3 separate regions of the Homo sapiens genome follow, and regions 1 and 3 are each linked to region 2. Evidence: read pairs that join two places in POLR2A ChIA-PET (ENCODE). Cell type or tissue: OCI-LY7. All regions are shown on one strand. Region 1 overlaps HKDC1 (hexokinase domain containing 1). Region 2 overlaps TACR2 (tachykinin receptor 2). Region 3 overlaps HKDC1 (hexokinase domain containing 1).

Region 1 (8,000 bases), 150 kb after region 2:
AAGAAATATCACCACTTCATGCAAAGTTTATTGGAAAATCAAAATTTTTTTATTAATTTACTGGATTTCCTATACCTAACAATCCTTAAAACAACTATCAACACCTGCAACACAAACCACAGGCAAAATGAAAAACAGATGCCCCAGACAGCACCCCACCACATGGCACACACTTAATAAGGAACAAAATCCTACAGGGTGCTGACATAACTCGCTTTAAGCATGCAATGATTCCTGCAGTGCTCCCTGGCAATCAACCTCTCTGCACCCTGGGGCTGGATACTTCAAAGTCTTTGTTCTCTTAATAGGTTTGAAGTCAACATGGCAAGTTAAGGACAAGTTAGATGAGATCCCCCTAGTTCATAACGTGAGTTCCTCTTGCTCTCCAATGTTCATCCACAAGTACAGGGTCCAATCCCCTATAAGAGATGGCTTAAGCATCCCAATGGGGAAACAGCCTGCCAGCCACATGGGCAGATTCTATATATTTCCAAGTCCCGCAGCCACAAGACTGAAAGCCATAGAGAATTGACAGCTCAAGCCTCACCTGAACAATGTGTTGAAAGGGGATCTCTCAGGACAGACACTTTGATTTCATAAGTTGGCCCATTTTGGCCCAAATATACCAAATAGAGATGTCATGTAATGTCACTGCAAATCCAGTACAAGATACTAAGAGTACCCGAGAACCTGGGGTTCTCTTTCGGCCATCCAGAAGGTGAGGTCAGCCAGGAGGGTGCCCATTGGTCTCTGACCAACTGATCTGCCAGAGGAAAAGCTGTTCAGTATCCAAGATGCATCAGGTCCAATCCCAGGGGTTCCTAGTTCTCCTTCTGTGCCTGCTGTAACCTCTTGGCCACAGCAGTGATCAGTGCTGCCCCTTTTCCACTGCCATCTTCTGACAGCATGAATGTCACATCACATCGAGGGGCTAGTTCCTTCACAGTTTCCTGCAATATTCTAGAAAAGCTATGAAAAAGAGAAAGAAACATCATCAGCCCTTCCATGTAGAATCAGAACATTTATAAATGATCATAATCTAATTTCTTTAGCTTCTTCCCTTTGGTTTGCTTTTCAAGGCTCTAAACAGCTTCTTCTAATTTTTTTTTTTTTTTAGACATGGTCTCACTCTGTTGCCCAGGGTGTAGACTGCAGTTGTGCAATCACAGCCCACTGCAGCCTCGAGTTCCCAGGCTCAAGCCCCCCAGCTCAGCCTCCCATGTAGCTGGGACCACAGGTATGCACTATCACGCCCAGCTAATATTTGTAATTTTTGTTCATTTTGTATTTTATTTATTTATGTTTGTGGAAATGGAGTCTCCCTGTGTTGCCCAGGCTGGTCTCAAACTCCTGGGCTCAAGTGATCCTCCCGTCTGCCATTACAGGCATGAGCCACTGCACTCAGCCAACTTACATTTCTTGAGCCCCGTGTGAAGCACTTTACATGTGCTAACTCATTTCAACCTCACACATTTAGCCCTATGTGGTAGGGATTATTAGTGCTGGCCTTTTGTGGATGAGGAACCTGGGGTTTAGAGAGGCCGGCTAACATTCCCACATCGTATTACCAGGTAGCAGAGGCACCAGGGCTCACACCTTGTCTGTCAGATTGAATAGGTGACTTGACCACACAGCACTCCTTTCCCATAAAAGGACGGGGATGCATCTTCCCATGCCGCAGTTCAGGAGGCTATGCCAAGTCCACACTTGGCCGCCAGCCCTCCCCAGCCCCACCCGCCACGCCTCTTGTGGGCACTCACTGAGGGTGCAGCTTGTACAGGGTGCCGTCCACACCCACAGTGATCCTCAGGTGCTCTAGCCCCTGGTCTTCTCTCCTTTTTTCCACTATAGCGGCCAGGCCAGCACCGCAGAGCTGGGCCGCCCGCCGGGACACGGCTCCGCACACCTCCTTCACCACGATGCTGTCCTCACACGTGCTGTCCAGGCCCAGCTGCTGCAGAATCCTCCTGACCTGGAGAAGGGCCAGCCGATCGCTGCAGGCAATAGAGCAGGGAGTCAGGACCTGCTTCCCAGGACCCCGGGATGTGCCCAGTGTGACCCACAGCCTCCCCATTCTTAGATGCCCTTACAGGAGGGAGGAGAAATTGACCCAGGCAATGGCTAGGCTGGAGCAGAATGCCTTAGAAGCCGAGACTCAAGAAGGTCCACCACCCCTGGAAGTTCCATCAACTTTAAAAAATAAAGTGTGAATGCCTCTGGTGTTCAGCATGTTCATATCTGTGATCTCACTAGAAGCCATATGAGCTGCAGCAACCAACACACCAGGTACCCATTTTTCAGAAGAGGAGGCTGTGGCTCAGCCTGCTAGAGCTGTGCCCTCTCGTTAGAGAGCAGGGGCTCAAATTCAAGCCTTTTCACACCACCTCTCGCACTTTCCCACAAATCGTGCCAGCTCCCACACTCTGGCCCCCTTCAATTGGAGGCCAACTTTCCTTCTATTTAACTTTTTCTGATTCTCTGCACTTTCTTCCCTTTTTCTCATTTCTCTGCTCTTTGACAGTAAGACTATATCTTCAGTAGTAGCCAGCAGGGTATATTCAATGAGCAAGTGAATAAATGAATATACAAAATACAATCAGAACCTTAGAGAAGGGGAACCTGATAGGACTGTAAACACATGCAGAGAAACACCCATCATAGGGGCAGGCTGGCTTCAAGTCTAGACCCTGGTCATCTCACAGTGAACTAATGGTACTTAAACGGAGCCCTGACTCCCACACCAAGCAATGTGAAGTTGTATCCTTGACTGTCTCAGGTAATACTTAGAGAAGAAGAGTGTTATCAAGAAAGACAATTGAGAAACAACCTATATGACCATACAGGGGATTCAGCAGGTAAATGGCGGTGTAGCCAAACAATAGAATTCTTCATAGATCTTAAAGATGAGTTTGTGGCCAGCACAGTGGCTTACACCTGTAATCCCAGCACTTTAAGAGGCTGAGGCAGGAGAATCACTTTAGGCCAGGAATTTGAGACCAGCCTGGGCTACATAACAAGACCCCATCTCTAAAAAATTTTAAATGAGCCAGACATGATTGTGTATGCCTATAGTCCCTATTTGGAGGCTGAGGCATGAGGATTGCTTGAGCTCAGGAGTTTGAGGTTGCAGTGAGCCATGATCATACCACTGTACTCCAGCCTGGGTAATAGCGTAAGATCTTGTCTCAAAAAAAAAAAAAAGATGAGTTTGCGTGAGAATATTTCACACCATGGAAAATCTTCATGACATAGTGAAAAAATAGATTATAAAATACTATGCACTGTATGATGCTGGCTTTTTGTTTTAATGTTTGCCCTTGCCCAGATTAAAAAAAGACACACACACACACACACACACACACACACACACACACACACACAGAAGGAAATCTATTCAGACATTGGGAGGATTACAGGTAATTCTCTTCTTTTTGAGGCGGAGTTTCACTCTTGTTGCCCAGGTTGGAGTGCAATGATGTCGGCTCACCCGCTTCCTGGGTTCAAGCGATTCTCCTGCCTCAGCCTCCCAAGTAGCTGGGATTATAGGCCCACCACCATGCCCAGCTAATATTTGTATTTTTAGTAGAGACAGAGTTTCACCATGTTGGCTACCTGACCTCAGGTGATCTGCCTGCCTTGGCCTCCCAAAGTCCTGGGATTACAGGCATGAGCCACCACACGTAGCTTAATTCTTATTTTTCTTCCTTTGTTTATCTGTATTTTTTAGATTCTCTAAAATGAATGAATAACATTTGTATAGTAAGAAAAAGAGGTTTTTTAACTGGTGTGTCTAAAGAGAAAGCCTGCAATTCCTTCCTGGGCCCAGCCTTTCACAGCTTACCTAGTTCAAGTACATTCCCTTCCTGATCCTCAGAGCAATCCTGGGGGTTAAGCAACAGGGCAATTATTTCTGTTATGAAGCAGGAAACTGAGGTTCAAAGAGGTGAAACAACCTGCCCCAGGTCACGCAGCATAAACAGGTTAAGTAGTGGAGATAAATCTTAAAACTCAAGCTCTAAGACTGTAAATTCAGGGCACTTCCCCCGGAGAACACTGTCCCATCCATTTGACAAACTGCTTTGAAATGGGCTGCAGTCAGCACAGCACCTACCAATTCCCACTGGCACTAGGTGGATATGATTTTTTTTTTATTCCATGAAGCTTTTAAAAAACAAAACCTGGCCAGGCGCGGTGGCTCATGCCTGTAATCCTACCACTTTGGGAGTTCTAGGCAGATGGATGGCTTGAGCCCAGGAATTCAAGATCAACCTGGGCGACATGGTGAAACTCCATCTCTATAAAAAATACAAAAATTAGCTAGGTGTGGTGGTGTGTGCCTGTAGTCCCAGCTACTTGACAGGGAATGGGAGCAGGGGAGAGGAGCAGTGGTGGCAGCTGAGGTGGGAGGATCACTTGAACCCGGGAGGTTGAGGATGCACTGAGCTGTGATTGCAACACAGCACTCCAGCCCAGGCAACAGAGTGAGACCCTGTCTCAGAAAACAAAAACAAAACAACAACAGAAACCTGTAGAAATCAAAACATCCAAAACAGACACCTCTTGTGCAGCAGAAGCAAATCTTTCTGGTGGCATAAGAGTGTTACCACCTTGTGCTTGTCTAGGAACAACTTTTCTTTTATTACGGAAAAAAAAAAAAGCAAGGCAAAGATAAGTAAACTTGTCGGTCTATTGCTTATGAGGGAGAAGCTGTTTTACACAGCAAAACAGGATCCCTTTGGTCACCAAGCGTGATGATTTTTAACCCATCTGTTCAGATTGGATGGGTTGAAGACTAGACAGGAGAAGGATGCTGAACACTTGCTAATTTACACCCCAAAAATACATAATCGCTGCTGCTGTTACTGATTCCACCATCCTCTCCTTAAACAATAAGAACTCCCCTTAAACAGCCCATCTGATTTGCCTCATTAAGTAAACCACTTTCATGTATAATGTGTTTCTTTTTTCCCCGCTGAAAAGTGATTTTTCACTTGTGGGCATCTGACCATAAAGACCAAGAGAATTAAATGAATGAACACAAATGGAGAGAAAATCCAAACACAAAGCATCAGATAACATCCAGTGCTAGCACAAAAAGCAGTGAAACTGACACATTTGTACATAACTGATGGTGATGGAAATTGAAACTACTTTAAAAAAAAAAACACTGCGCCCATGGTGAAATACTCTTTTAACCAAATGTTTCTACTACTAAGGAAATGATTTACTGTATTCAAATGACTATGTGTACTAAAAGAAAAACTATGGTGTTACTCAGAATAACAGGAATTTATAAATTACAAACTAGACATCCTATATTAAAGGGAAAGTTTAGTAAATTATAGTACAGTAACATAGTATAATATGCAGCCATTCAAAATGATAATTACACCAAAGAGTTGATAGGGGAAAGTTCCTCTTTCTAGAAGTATTCCAGCTAATAACTGCAGGAATCATCACCATTTACGATGTCTAGTGAAATAATAGATCCAGGCAATATGCATCAATGACTGATAACATCCTAAAAGAAAGAGAGACAGACAGACAACTCAATGCCACCTAGAAAATATTCTTGTCCAGAATTCACTACTGAATCTAATTAAGCATCTGGGTCTAACTATGAGTTTTTGGGAAATACAAGAAGACAGAGGAAAATGCTAAATGCTGCAATCCACAAAATCTAGAATACAGGAAACTCATAGATAAGACAACAGTTTCTTCAACAAATACATTGCAAGGGAAAGTAAGAGAGGGAGAGGAAACCCATAGATTAAAAGAGATTCTTTAAGCATATCAACCAAATGCAGTTTATAAACTTTGTCTGGATACTGATGCAAACAAAAGAACTGTAAAAACCATTAATTTTTGGCAATTCAGGAAATAAGAACACTAACAGGATATTTTGTGAGATTGAGGTTTATCATTAGCTTTTTAAGTGTGATAATGGTACTGTAGTTATGTTTTATTAAGAATCCTTATATTTCAGAAATACATTATGAAATATTTATAGATGAACTGATGTAAGATGTGGGGTTTGTTTCAAATTAGCCCAGCCTGAGGATGGGGACAGCAGGACTTTATAGATGAGCCCAGTTTGGCCATGAGTTTATTATTGTTGAAAGCGATCCTGAATCAGTTGGAAAGAGAAGAGCAGCCCCAGGAGGCAATCCCTTACCCAGCCAGGGCCTTTCTGTTTTTATTTTTAAACCTCAAATTGGCCCAACCCCAGCGTGGTGGCAGCATATGCCAGTCAGAGCCTCATGATGAACTTGATCACAGGTCACCTTTCGATCTGGGACAGGAACTTGGTTTCGAAGATGCCCCTGGTCCGGAGACGCTCTGAAATCTGCCCTCGGAAGAGGAGACCCTGCTTGGTCAGGTCGATCAGGATCTGCCGCACAATCTCCCCCAAGTACATCCCACTGGTCATTTTCTCGTATCTGTTTGGAGAAGAAGGATAAGGTTGGGGCAGACCTGCAATGCAGAAGACCACATGATGTGAGAAGGCCAGGCTTTGGAGCTACGCATGGAGCAAGATCCAGATCCTAGCTCTGCCACATACTAGCTGCTTGATGTGAGCAAGCACTGCAAGCTATCATCTACAAAACAGGGAGAAGAGTAGCGCCCCTACAAGACTGTTAGGAGGCAAGCATCTGGGTACAGTGGGCACTAAGCAAAATTTAGTCCCTGGTCTTGGCCCCAAAGCCAATTCTCCTTGGCTTTGTGCTACAAATCTGTTCCACTCTGCAAATTCTACTCTGTGAGTTAACACATTGAAACTGTCTGCATGCACCAGGGGTGCTCAAAAGCATTAATTCCCTTCCTCCTTTCTACCAGACCGTGAGCTCCATGAGGGTCAAGAGAGCAAGAGAGAAAAGGGGCCTTGTACTGACCAGGCACTCTGCACAGGGTGTGTGATGGTGACACACATCATCATTAACAACAGTGACACAGAGCCAGACTGCCACTGCTTGCAGAGTCAAATGGGAAGCATTTATGTGCTGGGCTTGGGTTCTCTTAACTGCTCAAGACCTCATCAGCCTAAGGGAATTAACACCAGAACAAAAAATGGTGATTTCAAGGCAAGTTCAAAGGTGCTGCCCCCTTAAAACCTCAATCCAAAAATGTGAGCCTTCAGTGGCTACAGACACAAAGCTAACTAGAATGAACTGCCCCTTGGGAAGAGCCATGACACTCAGGTGCCCCAACTTGGGATTCAAAGGGAAGGTCCCTTCTTTTTGGAGCAATCCTTGCTTCAGCTGGGCTTACCACAACTCACCTGCCTTCCAGTTACAAGATTGGTGCCAAAGAGGAAAGAAACCACCAGGGCCAGTCTTGGTCTTGTCTGAGCCTCTTCCTAGACAACATTCTCAGTTCAACAGCTCCCAAGGTGTCCATGGCCTAAGCATCCCCTCACATTTCCCATCTGCTCAAGCTCTCAACTTGGATAGCACCCATAACAATAAATCTATGTTTCCCATTATTTTCTATATTAAGACACTGAGCTTAGTTTTGATAAAGACCATATGGCCTGCAAAACCTAAAACATTTACTATCTGTTCTTTTACAGAATAAGTGTGCCAACTCCTCTTCTAGTGGATGGGCCTGGGTTAATAATCAAATTTTAGCATGTGATATGATTTGGATTTATGTCCCCACCAAAATCTCATGTTGAATTACAATCCCCAGTATTGGAGGAGGGGCCTGCTGGGAGGTGACTGGATCATGGGGGTGGATTTCCCCCCTGTTGTTCTGGTGATAGTGAGTGGGTTCTCACAAGATCTGGTTATTTTAATAGTGTGTAACGCCTCCCCCTTCACTCTTTCTTCCTCCTTCTCCAGCCATGTAAGACGTGCCTGCTTCCCCTTCACCTTCTGCCATTATGGTAAGTTTCCTGAGGCCTCCCAGCCATGCTTCCTGCACAGCCTGTGGAACTGTGAGCCAATTAAACCTCTTTTCTTCATAAATTACCCAGTCTCAGGTAGTTCTTTACAGCAACG
Region 2 (8,000 bases):
TGAAATTAAAGATGCCCTCTTCAGGAACATGCGCACACACCCCCAAAATCAAAATACAAAAAGACTACCTTTGGGAGGCCAAGGTGGGCAGATCACCTGAGGTCAGGGGTTCAAGACCAGCCTGGCCAACGTGATGAAACCCTGTCTCTATTAAAAATATAAAAATTAGCTGGGCTTGATGGTGGGTGCCTGTAATCCCAGCTACTTGGGAGGCTGAGGCAGGAGAATCGCTTGAACCTGGGAGGTGGAGGTTGCAGTGAGCCAAGATCACACCATTGCCACCAGCCTGGGCGACAAGAGTGAAACTCCGTCTCAAAACAAAACAAACAAAGGCGGTCCCTGGAACTCTTCCCCTCTGCCTTCTGCATGGAGACCTAGCCCAGGGTGAATTCCTGTCCTGCACAACATCCTAGGAGCAAGCAACAGAGGAGTGTGGCTCCTGCTAAGGAAGGACTTAGAGATGGCCTCCTCCTTTTACAGATGGGGAAACTGAGGCTGAGGGAAAGCCCTGACTTGCCTAAGATCATGCTTTAAACAAGAGGCTGGACAAGAGCCCTGTACTGACTCCCACAGTGCTGACCCTCAGAAAAGGGGAAATTTGGTCATGATTAAATCTGTAGACGGGTATGACACAGACTTCCTGTGCCTCTCTGGGCCTCAGTTTCCTATCTGGACACTGAGATAGGTGGCCCTGTAGATCCTCACTCTGTAAGGTGATGGGCCCTGGCCCTCGTTGCCCCTCCTCCCCTCTTATCTGCTCCACACTGGGGTTCTCAACCCAAAGCCTACTTGAGGATCAGGGAGTCTAGGAGCGCCTGAACCTCTTGTAATTGGCATGCTTGCCAAAAGAACCCAAGCAGAATTCTAAACACAAGACTTTAGGAGAGAGATTTACTGGAGCCATTATAATCACCCAGTGGGTTCACCTTGCCTGCTGCCTAGACAGAAATTATTTATCAAGACAGGGGAATTGCAATGGAGAAAAAGTAATTAATGCAGAGCCTACTGTGCAGGAGACCAGAGTTTTATAATTACTCAAATCAGGCCAGGCGCGGTGGCTCACGCCTGTAATCCCAGCACTTTGGGAGGCCAAGGCAGTGGTCAGGAGTTCAAGACTAGCCTGGCCAACATGGTAAAACCCTGTCTCTACTAAAAATACAAAAATTAGTAGGGCGTGGTGGCAGGCACCTGTAATCTCAGCTACTTGGGAGGCTGAGGCAGGAGGATCACTTGAATCTGGGAGGTGGAGGTTGTGGTGAGCCAAGACCCCACCATTGCACTCCAGCCTGGGCAACAAGAACAAAGCTCCATCTCAAAAAAAACAAAATCAAATCAGTCTCCCTTAGCATTCAGGAATCAGAGTCTTTAAAGATAATTTGGCAGCTAGGGCCTTGGCAAATGGGGAATGCTGATTGGTCGGGTTGGAGATGGAATCACAGGGGGTCGAAATGAGGTTTTCTCGCTGTCTTCTGTTCCTGGGTGTGATAGCAGAACTGGTTGAGTCAGATTACCCGGTCTGGGTGGTGTCAGCTGATCCACTGAGTGCAGGCTCTGCAAAACATCTCAAGCACTGATCTTAGGTTTTACAATAGTGATGTTGCCCCCAAGGAATTTGGGGGAGGTTCAAACTCTTGGAGCCAGAGGCTGCATGACCCCTAAATAATTTCTATCCTTGTAGCTAAGTTGTTAGTCCTGGAAAGGCAGATTGGATCCCAGGCAAGAAGGGGGTCTTTTCAGGAAAGGGCTGTTATCAATTTTGCTTCAGAGTAAAATCATGAACTGAATTCCTTCCCAAAGATAGCTCGGCCTACACCCAGGCATGAACAAGGACAGCTTAAGGATTAGAAGCAAGATAGAGTTGGTTAGGTCTGATTTCTTTCACTGTCGTAATTTCCTCGTTATTTTTGCAAAGGTGGTTTCACCATGGGTCCCCTTCCCTTGGGGTAGCAGCACCTCTAGAAAGGGGCGCAGCAAGCCTAGCATGTGGCAGGTAGAAGCAGGAGGTTTGGGAACACCTCAGTCCTCCCAGTAAGAAAGAAAAAGTCAAATGACGGGACCAGGGGTCTCAGGCCCATTGGTGGAATGCTCTAAGGACTCTGTTCCATGAAAGGGACCCCCAAATGCCAAAGGAGCCCAGACCCAAAGAAGGAGGCAGAACAAATCCAGTTTGTCAATATTGGGTGATTTATTGAGGGAATTTACAGACCGAAGTGGGATCTTGGGTGGCCACAAGACAGGTGGAGCTCTGCATTCTCACACCCCAGATGCAAGGCTTAGATACCATAGGGAAAGGGTATTCGTGCTCCAGCAAGACAACCAAAGGCAGCCCTCCAGAACAGGCAAGAACGCTACGTGAGTCACAGCCTACGATTTGTGGAGTAACATCAAGGTTGACATGTTCTTACACTAGGGGCAGTAAATAAAGTAGAAATCAGAAGGCATTCACAAGACTGGGGCGAATCGGAAGTCAACACAGGGGAGTGGCATCCAAGATGGAGTCACTTTTGTCTCCACAGGTTCCCACTGCAGACCTGCCGAGGAGTCAGTCCCCAGCCTGCAGCTCATCAGAGAGAGGCTGCAGCGTCACTCATAAACCAGAGATCTGAGAACTGGGGACACTGTCGTTTTTTTGTTTTTTTTTTTTGACAGGGTCTCACTCTATCGCCCAGGCTAGGGTGCAGTGGCCCAATCATAGCTCATTACAGCCTCGATCTCCTGGGCTCAAGTGAACCTCTTGCCTCAGCCTCCTGAGTAGCTGGAATTACAGGTGTGCCCCATTACGCCTGGCTAATTTTTTTAATTTTTTTTAATAGAGATAGGGTCTCACTATCTTGCCCAGGTTGGTCTCAAATTCCTGGGCTCAAGCAGTCCTCCCATCCTGGTCTCCCAAAGTTTAGGGATTACAGGCATGAGCCACCACGCCTGGCCTACACTGTTTCCAAAAGGAAATGAAAAGCCTCAACACAACCCAGTGTCCTCCCTGGGGACGGGGTAGGAAGCCACGCAATGGTACTCTGCATCACTTCCTCAAAGGTGGTATGAAAGAGCATTTGCTGACACAAACGAGGTTCCCAGCCAAATGCTGATAAACCATAAGCAGATGACACAGCAGCATGTGATATATGGCGCTTTTCCACTGTCCCATGCCTCCATAGCGATGTTGGTGCAGATGGAGCCTTATTAACACCAGTCATTCTATCCATCCAGACAGATACAGATTATATATATATATATATATATATATATATATATATATATGTATATATATATATGTATATATGTATATATATATATATACATATACATATACATATACGTATACGTATACATATATGGCTATACTGTAGGATACACTCCAAGACACCCGGTGGATGCTTGAAACTTCAGATAGCACTGAATTCTCTCTATATAGATATATACTGTTTTTTTCCTCAACATACCTATGATAAAGTTTAATTTATAAATTAGGCACAGTAAGAGATTAACAGTAACTAGTAATAAAACAGAACAAGTATAACAATATACTGTAATTAAACTTCTGTGAATGAGGTCTCTCCCTCTCAAAATATCTTGTTGTACTCTCCTCCCCTATTTTGGATCCGCAGTTGGGAGGGGTTACTGAAACCCGGGAAAGTGAAACTCCCATCAGGGGTGACTACTATTCATACATATGATTCTGGAAAAAATATGCCAGATATTAATAGTTAATGTTAATAGTGGTGGGAGTGGGATAATTTTACTGCCTCCTTTGTGCTTAATGGCATTTTAAATTGCAAACAAATTATTTCTTAATTTGTTTCATTCACTTTTCCTTTTTTTGACACGTGTCTATCACGTGGAAGGATGTGATATGGAAGGACGCAGGGCTACTGCTGGCGTCCCTTTTGCAGGGAAGCCGTCTCCTGGCACACAGGCTACCCAATGCCACCTTTATTTTTGTTTAAATCAAACCAAGTCCCTGGGAGGCGCCCAGGGTGGGCCCGCAGGGGCGGCTCCACAGTGCCCGCGGGGTCCCAGGACCAGGCGCTGGCAGACTTCGGAGTCGCCCCCGGGCCCTCCGCTGCCCAGGCCTCGGCTCTCCCTGCAGGTACCACCTCGTGGTGATCGCCCTCATCTACTTCCTGCCGCTCGCGGTGATGTTTGTAGCCTACAGCGTCATCGGCCTCACGCTCTGGAGGCGCGCAGTGCCCGGACATCAGGCGCACGGTGCCAACCTGCGCCACCTGCAGGCCATGAAGAAGGTGGGCGCGGGGGCGGGGGCCTGGAGGGGGCGGGGCCTGGAGGGGGCGGGGGGCTGGCGGGGGCGAGGCCTCATGGGGGCGGGGCCGGACGGGGTGGGACGGGGGTGGGACGGGGGCGGGACGGGGGCGGGACGGGGCCTGACCCCGCCCTGGGGAGCCGCCCTTACGGTCTCAAGGCCGGTCCGCAAGAGGGCGCCCGGGAGAAGCTTGCGGAAGCTGCCTTCGCGCGAAGTCTGGGGCCAGAGCCTGACCGCGTTCCTCCCAGCCGGGCGGATTTGCCTTTGGTCTTTGGCCAAATACAAAATTAAAGAAACTTGCCGGGCGCGGCGGCTCACGCCTGTAATCCCAGCTCTCAGGGAGGCAGAGGCGGGAGGATAGCTTGAGCCCAGGAGTTCGAGACCTGCCTGGGCAACATAGCGAGACCCCGTTCTCCACAAAAAGGAAGAAAAAAAAAAGACAAAAAAAAATTAACTTCCCAGAATGTTAGGGGAGTCAGGGACTCCTAAAGCCCCGTAGAATTCAGATACCCCCAAGAATCTTAGAATGATAAAATATTAAAATCTTAGACTTTTTGAATAATCAGAATGTTGAAATTGAGAAGCCCCACAGAACTATAGAAGGTGCCTGACAGTCACAGGAGAGCCCTCAAAGGCTGGAACTGCGGACCCCGGAGGTCGTGGAGACCAGATAGTTGTCCAGCTTCATCAAATCTGTCTCCAGTTTCTTCCGGAAGTGGCAGTGTCCCCCTACTCCCTGCCATCCAGGGTCCCCCGAAGGTCCTGATGTAGCCCTCTGTGCCCAAGACCCCCTTCACCCTCCTTCAGTCCAAGCTTGTCCTTGCCCCCTTCCTACCAGGCAACAGGGGAGGTAATGGGTTAACCACATCATGTAGCCAGGTCAAAGCCATGCTTCTCACCCAAAAGTAGGCATCTTTCACAGGGTGGTTCGGGGAGATAGCTGCACATGGGCGCCATCTGGTGCCCCTCATGGAGCACTGGCCTCCATCTGCTCCACACTAGGGGTCTCAACCCAGATCCTACGTGAGGATCAGGGTGCCCAGGAGCCCCCAGACCTTTTGTAATTGGCATGCTGGGCTGCCAAACGGAGCAGGAGTGTGCCTGCAGGGGCCAGGCTCTGAGGAGGGGGAGGTCCAGGAGCTGACCCGTGGGCAGAGGCAGGGGTCCCTGGTTGGAACCTTACAGCCCACAGAGAGAAGGGCTGTGCCGATACGGATCCCAGAGAGGGGGCGTCCTGGGAACGCATAGCTGACACAGGGGCTCCCCCAGGGATGGGGTTAGGAGAGAGAGCTCAGCCACTCTCCAGGGAGGGGGAGCTGCAGTGAATGAAGGGGTCCCAGACACCTTTTGTAGGAAGTGGCCATTGAGCTGGGCTTCAAGGAGTGAGGACTTCAAAGGAAGGATGGCAGTATGGGCAGAGGGACCTGCCTGAGCACAGGCCTCTGAGGTTGGGGGCTCAGGAAGGTCTGGGCAAAACATGCTCAGAGGCCTGAGTAATAGAGCTAACGGGGTCTGTGTGTGGAGCAGTTCCCAGGTGGGTGCAAGGGGTCCTCTGTGTCTGCCCTCGGAGGGCTGGGGCTGGGGCTTGGGCACTAAGAAGTAACTTGAGCCTCTCCTGGACCAGTTTGTGAAGACCATGGTGCTGGTGGTGCTGACGTTTGCCATCTGCTGGCTGCCCTACCACCTCTACTTCATCCTGGGCAGCTTCCAGGAGGACATCTACTGCCACAAGTTCATCCAGCAAGTCTACCTGGCACTCTTCTGGTTGGCCATGAGCTCTACCATGTACAATCCCATCATCTACTGCTGTCTCAACCACAGGTGAGCCCCCACTCCAGCCCCACCCTCTGCCCTCAGGGCCCCACTGCCCAGCCCCAGGTGGGCTCCCCTGCACAGCTCAAGCATCCATCCTCATTCCTGCCGGAACCTGTGGCCCTGTGCCCCCAGCCTACATGAGAAAGCCGTCCTCACACTCAGCCCCCAGCACAATAATCCCTCTGGCCTGGGCCTAGCTTGAGCCCCCTTCCTCCCCAAATCCTCACCGTCTCCCAGGCTGTAGCTCTCACTGTCTGTCTGTTCCTGCTGGCTCTTCTGGGTTCTGTGTCTGGGGCAAGAGAAGAGAGAAGGGAGGGCCAGAGAGATGAAGGGGAGGGGAGAGTCACAGAGAGGGGGTGGGACAGACAGACGAAGGAAAGAAAAGCTAAGTAGCGGGAGGGAGGGACTGACTTCTGTTCTAGTATTTTCACAAGCTTCCTACTGAGGGCTTTCCTGGAGCCAAGTGAATGGCACCCATCCGGCAGTGGAAGCAGTGGATGGGGGCTGGGGCCAGCACAGGGGTGGGGCAGGCTGCTCCCTGGAAAGCTCACAGTGCATGCCCTGTCCTCCAGGGACTTTCAGGGCAGCTGGGAAGTGACCCTGTCAGAGACAGCCAGGAAGGAGGGGGCCAGAATCTCACTCTCCTGGCATCATCCAGTTTCCCTACGCCTCGTGATTCTGAGGAAATGAGTCCCAGAGAGGGGCCTGCACTTGCTCTGGGGCACCTGGAGAGGTGGGGGGTGGTGAGTCAGGGAGGAACCCAGCCCCAGGAGTTCTGCAGAGCAGGCCTTTCAGTGGCAGGAAACCCTGAAGGTGGGGCAAATAAGGGGCGGCAAGAGGTGGACACAGTCTCACCTCAGTGAGACAATGATGTGGGCGAAGTTGGCCTTGGACCTCTTTGTTCATGTTTTTTGTCACCTCCCTGGCCAGGTAGCCAGGCTACTCATAATGCCATTGGGATCTTTGTGGCTCAGACATTTCACCCGCCTGGGGCAGGCCAAAAGGAAATAAGGAGCTATGATTTTTTGCAGGAGGCCAGAACTCTCTATCTCCTGAGAGGGAAGTAGATAATAGGAGAGAAGCAGGTGTCACCCCCACTCTACAGATGGGGAAACTGAGCTTCAGAAAGTAAGATGCTCCCAAATTCATACAACAAACAGTAAAGCCAGGACTCCATGGGTCTCCAAGGCCTGTCATCTTATCCCCACACCACGCATTTCTCTTTTAAAGACTTGTGGGATTGAAAACCTGGAGACAGGGACTCTGACATCTGGGAGGGGCCACCAGCCCACTGTGTCTGTGGGTTGATCACTCTCCTGCTACCCAAGGGAGATACAGTCCCTGGGAGTCTAAACAACACCCCAGGCTCTACAAGATCCTGACATCACTTCTGGATCATTCCCTTCTCTGAGCAGCCAGCGTTCCCTTTCTGCCGTCTGATTTCTTCCACTCACCGTGTGTGCTTCCTCTGAACTCCCGTTCAGTGCTGCCATGGGGAGAGCTGTTTGTTTTCAAGCAAATGCATCAGAACTTGGTGGCTCCGAGTGTGGGTTTTTCAATGTAGTCCCCTTGGGAAAAGCATCCTTGTTCTCCCAAGTTGCCAAAGCCTCCATTGTGTTTTAGCAGGTTCTTCTTTGACTCATCCCTTAGAAGCCAGTTAACAAGTCAGACAAGAACATCTGCTGGTTTTTTTGTTTGTTTGTTGGTTGGTTGGTTTTTTTAGTAATTATGCTGGGGTCATTTTTTGTTCGTAATAACAGATGACCTAAATCAGCTTAGTCACCCACTTCATTCACTAGACCCAGCTCCAGAACACTCTGGCAGTTTCCAAAAATCAAACTCACCCACGAAGGCATCTCTCAAGAGCCCCTGAGCCATGGGAGGCTCTTGGAGAGAGACAGTGACTTTCCTCTGGAAGGGAGTCAGT
Region 3 (8,000 bases), 160 kb after region 2:
TCCAACAGATGCAAAGCACTATAGCTGGCTGCTTGTCAAGTACGTGTGCTTTTGACTATGCCTCCACCTCCACAACCCTAACCCTGGGCACAGCAGCATCACAGAGCACAACACTCAGACAAGGTCTATCACTGAGTGGAATCATTGCAGCAATTCATACTCCTCAAGGGTCAAATCATGTTCCCTGGCCATGATTACGCGGAATAAAGGCCTAGGATCATAGTGATCCTACTTCTTCTTTTTTCTTTCTTTCTTTTTTTTTTTGAGATAGAATTTCACTCGTCTCCCAGGCTGGAGTGCAATGGCGTGATCTCGGCTCACTACAACCTCCACTTCCCGGGTTCAAGCAATTCTCCTGCCTCAGCCTCCCAAGTAGCTGGGATTACTGGCATGTGCCACCACGCCCAGCTAACTTTTGTATTTTTTAGTAGAGATGGGGTTTCACCATGTTGGCCAGGCTGGTCTCAAACCTCTGGCCTCAGGTGATCCGCCTGACTTGGCCTCCAAAAGTGCTGGAATTACAGGCATGAGTCACCACATCTGGCCATGATCCTACTTCTAACTTAGTCAAGGACAGATTACAATGTGATCAAAGGCAAAGCTACCAAATGTTTATCAAAGCATGTTTCACAGTGAAAAACTAGAGGTATCCTAAAACTCCAACAGTATGGATCTATCATCCTGTACCTCGATATGGGACATGATATACACCCATAAAGAATTACACTGTAAGAGAACATTTGATGTGAGAGAAAGGTGTTTTCCACACACTGTTAATTGAAAGCACGTCAAACAAATACAGATAGTGAATTATTCTATTTTTATTTTTAAAATTACACTCATACACACATATACACTCGCACTTGGAGAAAGGACTGGAATAATATATACACCAAAAGGGTTAACAGTGGCTCTCTCTGGGTGCAAAATTATGCATCACTTTTCCTCTCTCCTTTTTGTTTGTCTATATTTTCTAATTTTTCTGAAATTAAAATTAACATATATGATTTTTATAATACTGAGAAAGTAGGTTTTTTTTGTTTTTTTTTTTTTTGACACAGATTCTTACTCTGTTGCCTAGGCTGGAGTGTAATGGTGTGATCTCAACTCACCGCAACCTCTGCCTCCCAGGTTCAGGCGATTCTCGTGCCTCAGCCTCCTGAGTAGCTGGGACTACAGGCACACACCACCACGCCTGGCTAATTTTTGTATTTTTAGTAGAGACGAGGTTTCATCATGTTGGCCAGGCTGGTCTTGAACTCCTGACCTCAAGTGATCCACCCTCCTCGGCCTCCCAAATTGCTGAGATTACAGGGGTGAGCCGATGTGCCCAGCCCGAAAGTAGTATTTTTAATTCTCAAAAGGAAGCCCAAAGTTACATTGTTAGCCTGAGGCAGGAGTTAGTCTAGCCTCGCACTCCATCATCTAGAAAGCCAGGGGGGTGAAGGCAGGCAGAGCTAGGGTGTCTAGGCCAGGAGAAGCTCTGGGACAGGAAAGGCAGTGAGAAAATCTGATGGCAGTGCCGTCAGCCCCGTGGCTGGATGCCGCCTCACCCTGAGGCTGTTAGCCCACAAGCCCCAGTCTCCCTCCTTCCCTCCATAGTTCTTGGGAAACTGGACCCCTGGCTGGCTCCTTTCCTGGTTGGTATGTGTAGAACATTAGAGAGACACTCCCAACTGGGAAACCTCTCTTACTGATTGCAATTACACAAAACTAATCTATTTTTTGACGTCTCTCTTTTTTCTCCCCAACCATGGGTATCTTTACTTTTAGCTGCCCACGGGTCTCCCCTCCTTCTTCACTGTGTCTTCACGACACCTTCAGAGCTGCTGGGAGAGAGGCCCAAAGGCCCAGTGTCCTGAGTCAGGAGCAGTAGCTGTGTCCTGGTGCCCCGTCAGGACCGCAGACAGCTGCACACGGCACCCTCCCGGATGGTGTATTAATTTTTAATGGCAGCAGCAATGCAGGAATGCATTAGTAGTGTAAAAAATTAAAATGTTACTGATAAGGATAGAGTTCCCTTCAACTCCCATCCTCCCAATCTGAGAGGTAACCTCTGCCATTAGTCTGATATTAATCCTTCCAGACCTTTTCCTCTCCATTTATTAGTATTTTTTTCTTTTTCCCACCATTTCTTATTTCAGGGGTGAAATTACACATATTTTTAAGTAAGTAAATTCACGCTGTGTGTGAACTATTGCAATTTTTTTTTCTAATTCAATAATGTATCTTCCAGATCCTTCCAGGCCATTTATATGGATGTGCCACATTCCTTCACTGAGCAAAATATTCCTTGAATATAATTGCACGAAAATAAAACCACAAAACACACCTATAAAATGAGTTCTATTTTTGTAATCATTTTCAGATGAGGAAACCAAGGAACAGGGAGATTAAATGACTTGCCCAAGGTCACACAGCCAATAAGTAGAGAAGCCAAGGGTCTGGGGGAAGGAGGACTAGGGAATCAGCGCTCAATGAGTACAGAAATTCAGATGGAAAAGAAAAAGTTTAAGAGATGGATGGTGGTGATGGCTGCACAAAAATGTGGATGTATTTCATGTCATAGAAGTGTGCATTTAAAAAATAGTCACAGTGGGAAATTTATGTTATGTGTATTTTACCACAATAAGAAAATGGTTAAAAAAATTTTTTTTTTCTCTTTTTGAGACTGAGTCTTCTCTGTCGCCCAGGCTGGAGTGCAGTGGTGTAATCTCAGCTCACTGCAACCTCCACCTCCTGAGTTCTAGCGATTCTCCTGCCTCAGCCACCCAAATAGCTGAGATTGCAGGCACCCGCCACCATACCCAGCTAATTTTTGTATTTTTGGTAGAGATGGGGTTTCGCCATGTTGGCCAGGCTGGTCTCAAACTCCTGACCTCAAGTGATCTGCCTGCCTCAGCCTCCCAAAGTTCTGGGATGACAGGAGTGAGCCACTGCTCCTGGCCCTGGACAAAATCTTAGTGCATCTTTGGTGCTACCCTTATTATTGTCCTGAGCTCTCTGGTTGACCTGCTGAGCTGACCAGAGTTCTACCATAAATTTAGGAAGCTGTATTCTGCTTTATGCCAGTCTCGGAAGCTTGGCTGATGAGAGTCTGTCAGAAAGACAGAGCTCCTCTCCACAAGCTGGTGAGTCTGTCTGTGAAGCTGAGGCCAGGGATTGCAGAGAATTCACCGCTATGATGTCAGGCCCTGGCGACAGTGCACCCCTTCCTCACCACCATTACCAGCACTGGATTCCTCTTGGCCTTTTCCAGGCTGAATTTCAATCCTATGCTGCCTCGAAAGTGAAGGATGATACTAGGATTTGAGTGCCTGCCAGGTGCTAGACCCACGCTATGCATTTTACACACACGAGCTCATTTAGTCCTCACCATGTTCCTCCATTTTCACCAATGGGGAAACCATGCCTCAGAGAAGTTAAATAATCTGCTCAAGGTTATTCATATGGGAAACAGTAGAGACAGGTTTGCAAAACAGGAGCCCATAACCCCAGAGCCTGTGCTCTCGAACACTGTGTTTTCTGACCTTAGGAAGGACACTGGGCCTCTCTGTGTGGCCTCATCTGGGCCTGCTCCCAAGCCCCTGCAGAAGGACATGTCCCTGCCCGGAGGCTTTCTGTGTGGGCACTGGCAGAGGCTGCAAACTGTCTCCCTCCATCTGCAGAACAGACAGCTCTGCCCCAGCCTCATGCAAAGGCCCAGCCTCACTCACCCACTGTCAGCTCCAGGCCGAGGCCCCATGACCCACTGGAGCTCTGGGGAGTCTAAGAGCTTAGCCCAGTGTCTAGTCCCCACTTCTAAGCTCTACCTCTTGGTCAAGCTAGTTTACCAAAAAAACCATGCAAAAAACACACAATACTGACCTTCCTGTGTCTTAGCTTCCCAATTAAAAATCTTTATTCATTACACATAAAGTTAAGCCTGGGTGATTTTTTGTTTTTACACACAGAAACACACACACACACACACACACACACACACACACACACACACGTTTAGAGATGGGGTCTTGCTATATTGTCCAGGCTGGTCTCAAACTCCTGGACTCAAGTGATCCTCCCATCTTGGCCTCCCACGGTGCTAGGATTACAGACATGAGTCACTGTACTTGGCTTGCTTGTTGTGTGTGTTTTTGTTTTTGTTTTTGTTTTTAATAGAGATGGAGTCTCTGTTGCCCAAACTGGAGTGCAGTGGTGTGATCATAGCTCCCTGGAACCTCAATCTCCTGGGCTCAAGTGATCCTCCCACCTCATACTCTCCAGTAGCTGGGACCACAGGCATGTGCCACCATGCCTGGCTACAGTTTTTTTTTTTTTTTTTTTTGAGACAGAGTCTCGCTCTGTCACCAGGCTGGAGTGCAGTGGCACGATCTCAGCTCACTGCAAGCTCCGCCTCCTGGGTTCACGCCATTCTCCTGCCTCAGCCTCCCAAGTGCTGGGACTACAGGCACCTGCCACCACGCCGGGCTAATTTTTTTGTATTTTTAGTAGAGACGGGGTTTCACCATGTTAGCCAGGATGATCTCCATCTCCTGACCTCGTGATCCACCCGTCTTGGCCTCCCAAAGTGCTAGGATTATAGGCATGAGCCACCGCTCCCGGCCTGTTTGTTTGTTTTTTAAGACACAGGGTCTCACTATGTTGCCCAGGCTGGTCTTGAACTCCTGGCCTCAAGCAATCCTTCCATGTCGACCTCCCAAAGTGCTAGGATTACAGAGATGAGCCACCACACCTGGACAACCCTGGGTGTTTTTACCCTAGAATTACAGGAAAGATTTTGTAATAAATGTCTCCATATTTATGAATTATCTATTAAATGATAAACTATGATGTTCTTCAATGTCAGCTAAAGTGGCCATGTGATCAATTGCTTCTGAGATACTAATATTAGAAAAGAAATGCATTTCTTGCCAGGCACAGTGGCTCACGCCTGTAATCCCAGCACTATGAGAGGCTGAGGTAGGTGAATTACCTGAGGTCAGGAGTTCAAGACCAGCCTGGCCAACATGGTGAAACCCCATCTCTACTAAAAATACAAAAATTAGCCAGTTGTGGTGGCACACACCTGTAATCCAAGCTACTCGGGAGACTGAGGCAGGGGAATCACTTGAACCCGGGAGGCAGAGGTTGCAGTGAGCTGAGATCACATCAGTGTACTCCAGCCTGAGTAACAGAGTGAGACTCTGTCTCAAAAAAAAAAAAAAGAAAAGAAAACAATTCCATTTATAATAGCATCAAAAAGCACAAATTACTTAGGAATAAACAAGAGAAGTATAGACTTTTACTCTGAAAACTACAAAGGATTGTTGAAAGAAAATAAAGAAGACCTAAATTAATGGAAAGATATCCCATGTTCATGGATTGGAACTCGCTATTGTTAAGGTGGCAAACTCCCCAAATTAATATATAGGTTCAACTCAATTCCTATGAAAATCTCAGCTGGCTTCTTTGCAGAAATTGACAAGCTGCTTCTAAAATTCATATGAAAATGGAAGGAGTGCCGAATAGCCAAAACAATCTTGAATAAGAAGAAAGAGAACTCACATTTCCTGATTTCAAAACTTATAAAGTAGGCCGGGTGTGGTGGCTCACACCTGTAATCCTAGCACTTTGGGAGGCCGAGACAGGTAGATCACCTGAGGTCAGGAGTTCATGACCAGCCTTGCCAACATGGTGAAACCCCATCTCTACTAAAAATACAAAAAATTAGCCAGGCGTGGAGGTAGGTGCCTGTAATCACAGCTACTTGGGAGGCTGAGGCAGGAGAATTGCTTGAACCCAGGAGGCAGAGGTTGCAGTGAGCCGAGATCACGCCCTTGCACTCCAGCCTGGGTGACAAGAGCAAAACTCTGTCTCAAAAAAAAAAAAAAAAAAAAAAAAGAAATGTATTTCTTGTGATGTGCTGGCAAGATTTCTTTCATCAGACGATAAAAACCCATTGTAATTCCCTGTTTACATGGCTGTCCAGAAAGACACAGATCGTATTACTGCCCAATTGTTATAACTGGCCTTCACTGGACATTACCTCTTTCTCCCTCTCTCCATAATATGATTCGACCTCTCTTTTAGTAGGAATATTATGCACATGTCCCTTTATTGCATACTACTCTAAATTCTCTTGTGAATGGTCAGTCTAAAAAATCGTGATAAATTGATTAAAAATTAAATTGTTGAAATTCTCTATCATGTGTTCCCAGCTGCCCTGAACCCAAGATCCCTGTAAAAATGAAGGCAGGCTGGGAGTTACCTGGAGATGGTCCCAGAAGAGGAAGGAAGCCCACTGGGCTGGCCGTGAGCCTGGTGGGGCTATCTTACCTTGTCAATGCTCATCTGCCTGCAGGGAAATGAGAATGTGAAGCCCAAAGGTAGGGAGGCTCCCTTGAGGCCCATGTAGTCCAGGAAGTCGGCGATGCACTGCACAATGTGATCAAAGAGCTGCAGAGAGAGAGAGAGCGGCATTCACACCAGGCGGACATCGATGCAGGGTGGCAGGCTGGCACCTCGGAGCCCAAAGGCCTTGCCTGGCACTTACCTCCTCACCAGTGCCCTGCATGATCTCCAGGGGGATGGCGAAGATCTTGTTGTACATTCGCACTGACCTCCGTCCACTTCTGATCTTCACCAGGAGGACCCGGAAGTTGGTTCCCCCAAGATCCAGGGCGAGAAACTTTCCTTTCTCTGTGATGGAGAAAGCAGCAGCTGCATTCCATGACAGGGACTTGTGTCGGGGCATTGGGAGGAAGAGGAGACGTCGGAGCAGAGCGGACCCAGGGCCTGCACTCCTGGGCCTCATAGACCAGAGGGTCGTGGGGGCCACCCTGCACAGTGCCCGGGCCCCGGGCAGGCATCTTGAGCCTGCGTGAGGCCAGGCTGCTTTCCTTGGCCTCCACTTCTGTGGTAAAGTCCCAGGCACCACCTACACTATCGCCAGTGAGGTGCCGTGAAAAGAGCCCTGGCCTGGAGTCAAGGGACCTGGGGCTTCTGAGAAATGGCTTTTTATCTTGAGCAAGAGAGGCAAGGTCCCATCCTTCCACATCTGCAAAATCAGGAGACTGAACCTCTGAAGGCTCTTTCAGCTTCACTGACTGACAGCCTTCTCGGGAGCCCCAAGGAACGGTACAGGGCATCCAGTCAAGGAAATGCATGATTCTTATACTCAAGGGGCCTCCGGTCTGGCGCGGTGGCTCACGCCTGTAATCCCAGCACTTTGGGAGGCCGAGGCAGGTGGATCACGAAGTCAGGAGATCGACACCATCCTGGCTAACACAGTGAAACCCCATCTCTACTAAAAATACAAAAAATTAATTATCCGGGTGTGGTGCTGGGCGCCTGTAGTCCCAGCTACTCGGGAGGCTGAGGCAGGAGAATGGTGTGAACCTGGGAGGCGGAGCTTGCAGTGAGCGGAGATCACGCTACTGCACTCCAGCCTGGGTGACAGAGCGAGACTCCGTCTCAAAAAAAATAAAAATAAAAATAAAATAAACAGTGTCTTTTACTGCTCTCAGTTAAGAGATCCCAAGTACAGCTGTTGGACCTTGAGTAGGTCATCTAGCCTCTGTAAGTCTCAGGTATGGCATCCATAAAATGGGAACCATTTCCTCTTTGGTAACGTTCCAAGTGGTTGTGAGGATGAAATGAAATGAAAGGTTCAAAAGCAAATTATAAGATGTAAAGCATTTTACTAAGGTCATTATTTCCGGAAGAGTCTCGTGAGATTCAAAGAGGTAAAATAATTTGTCTGAAGAACTGATTTCACTACTTAGTGGCTTCTTTTGGCTGAGCACCGAGGACCAGAAGGATCAAGGGTTGGAGAAGTTGGGGGCAGAAGCAATGAGAGGGAAAGGGAAGTGAGCCAAGCTGCAGAAGAGAACAGAGCCAGAGAAGCAGCAGGAAGACAAGCCCAGGCAATCTCAGGCATCTAAAACAAAGTTCCTGGGGTCAGGATCTGGGGGTCGGGGGGGGTACACTCATGTTCTCATCTACACACACATAAGTGC

Evidence for each region. Peaks named below come from ENCODE experiments on the same cell type or tissue, not always from the same donor. Only the 100,000 strongest peaks of a DNase experiment are listed, where the experiment ranks them.
Region 1: POLR2A ChIA-PET joins it to region 2 with 5 read pairs; 2 of 35 experiments call an interaction of 5 or more read pairs at or near these places.
Region 3: POLR2A ChIA-PET joins it to region 2 with 6 read pairs; 6 of 35 experiments call an interaction of 5 or more read pairs at or near these places.

The regions. Positions count from the first base shown.
Region 1 is chr10:69,259,579-69,267,578 of GRCh38, reverse strand. HKDC1 (hexokinase domain containing 1) reads right to left here. Exons shown (of 18, transcript NM_025130.4): 16 at 6,285-6,440; 17 at 1,761-1,994; 18 at 27-969. The coding sequence ends at 822. Among named protein-coding and RNA genes, the nearest start is that of HKDC1, 43 kb to the right of the region's middle. In OCI-LY7, no CTCF peak of the experiment used is centred here; no DNase peak of the experiment used is centred here.
Region 2 is chr10:69,405,163-69,413,162 of GRCh38, reverse strand. TACR2 (tachykinin receptor 2) reads left to right here. Exons shown (of 5, transcript NM_001057.3): 3 at 4,088-4,241; 4 at 5,883-6,079. Among named protein-coding and RNA genes, the nearest start is that of TACR2, 7.8 kb to the left of the region's middle. RefSeq lists silencers at 3,860-3,959, 4,250-4,529. In OCI-LY7, CTCF peaks have their summits at 4,091 (motif pointing left), 4,472 (motif pointing right), 5,052 and 5,251 (motif pointing left); DNase peaks (open chromatin) are centred at 3,012, 4,182, 4,432 and 5,182.
Region 3 is chr10:69,248,971-69,256,970 of GRCh38, reverse strand. It overlaps HKDC1 (hexokinase domain containing 1), which reads right to left. Exons shown (of 18, transcript NM_025130.4): 11 at 6,536-6,681; 12 at 6,319-6,438. Among named protein-coding and RNA genes, the nearest start is that of HKDC1, 33 kb to the right of the region's middle. RefSeq lists a silencer at 229-421. In OCI-LY7, no CTCF peak of the experiment used is centred here; no DNase peak of the experiment used is centred here.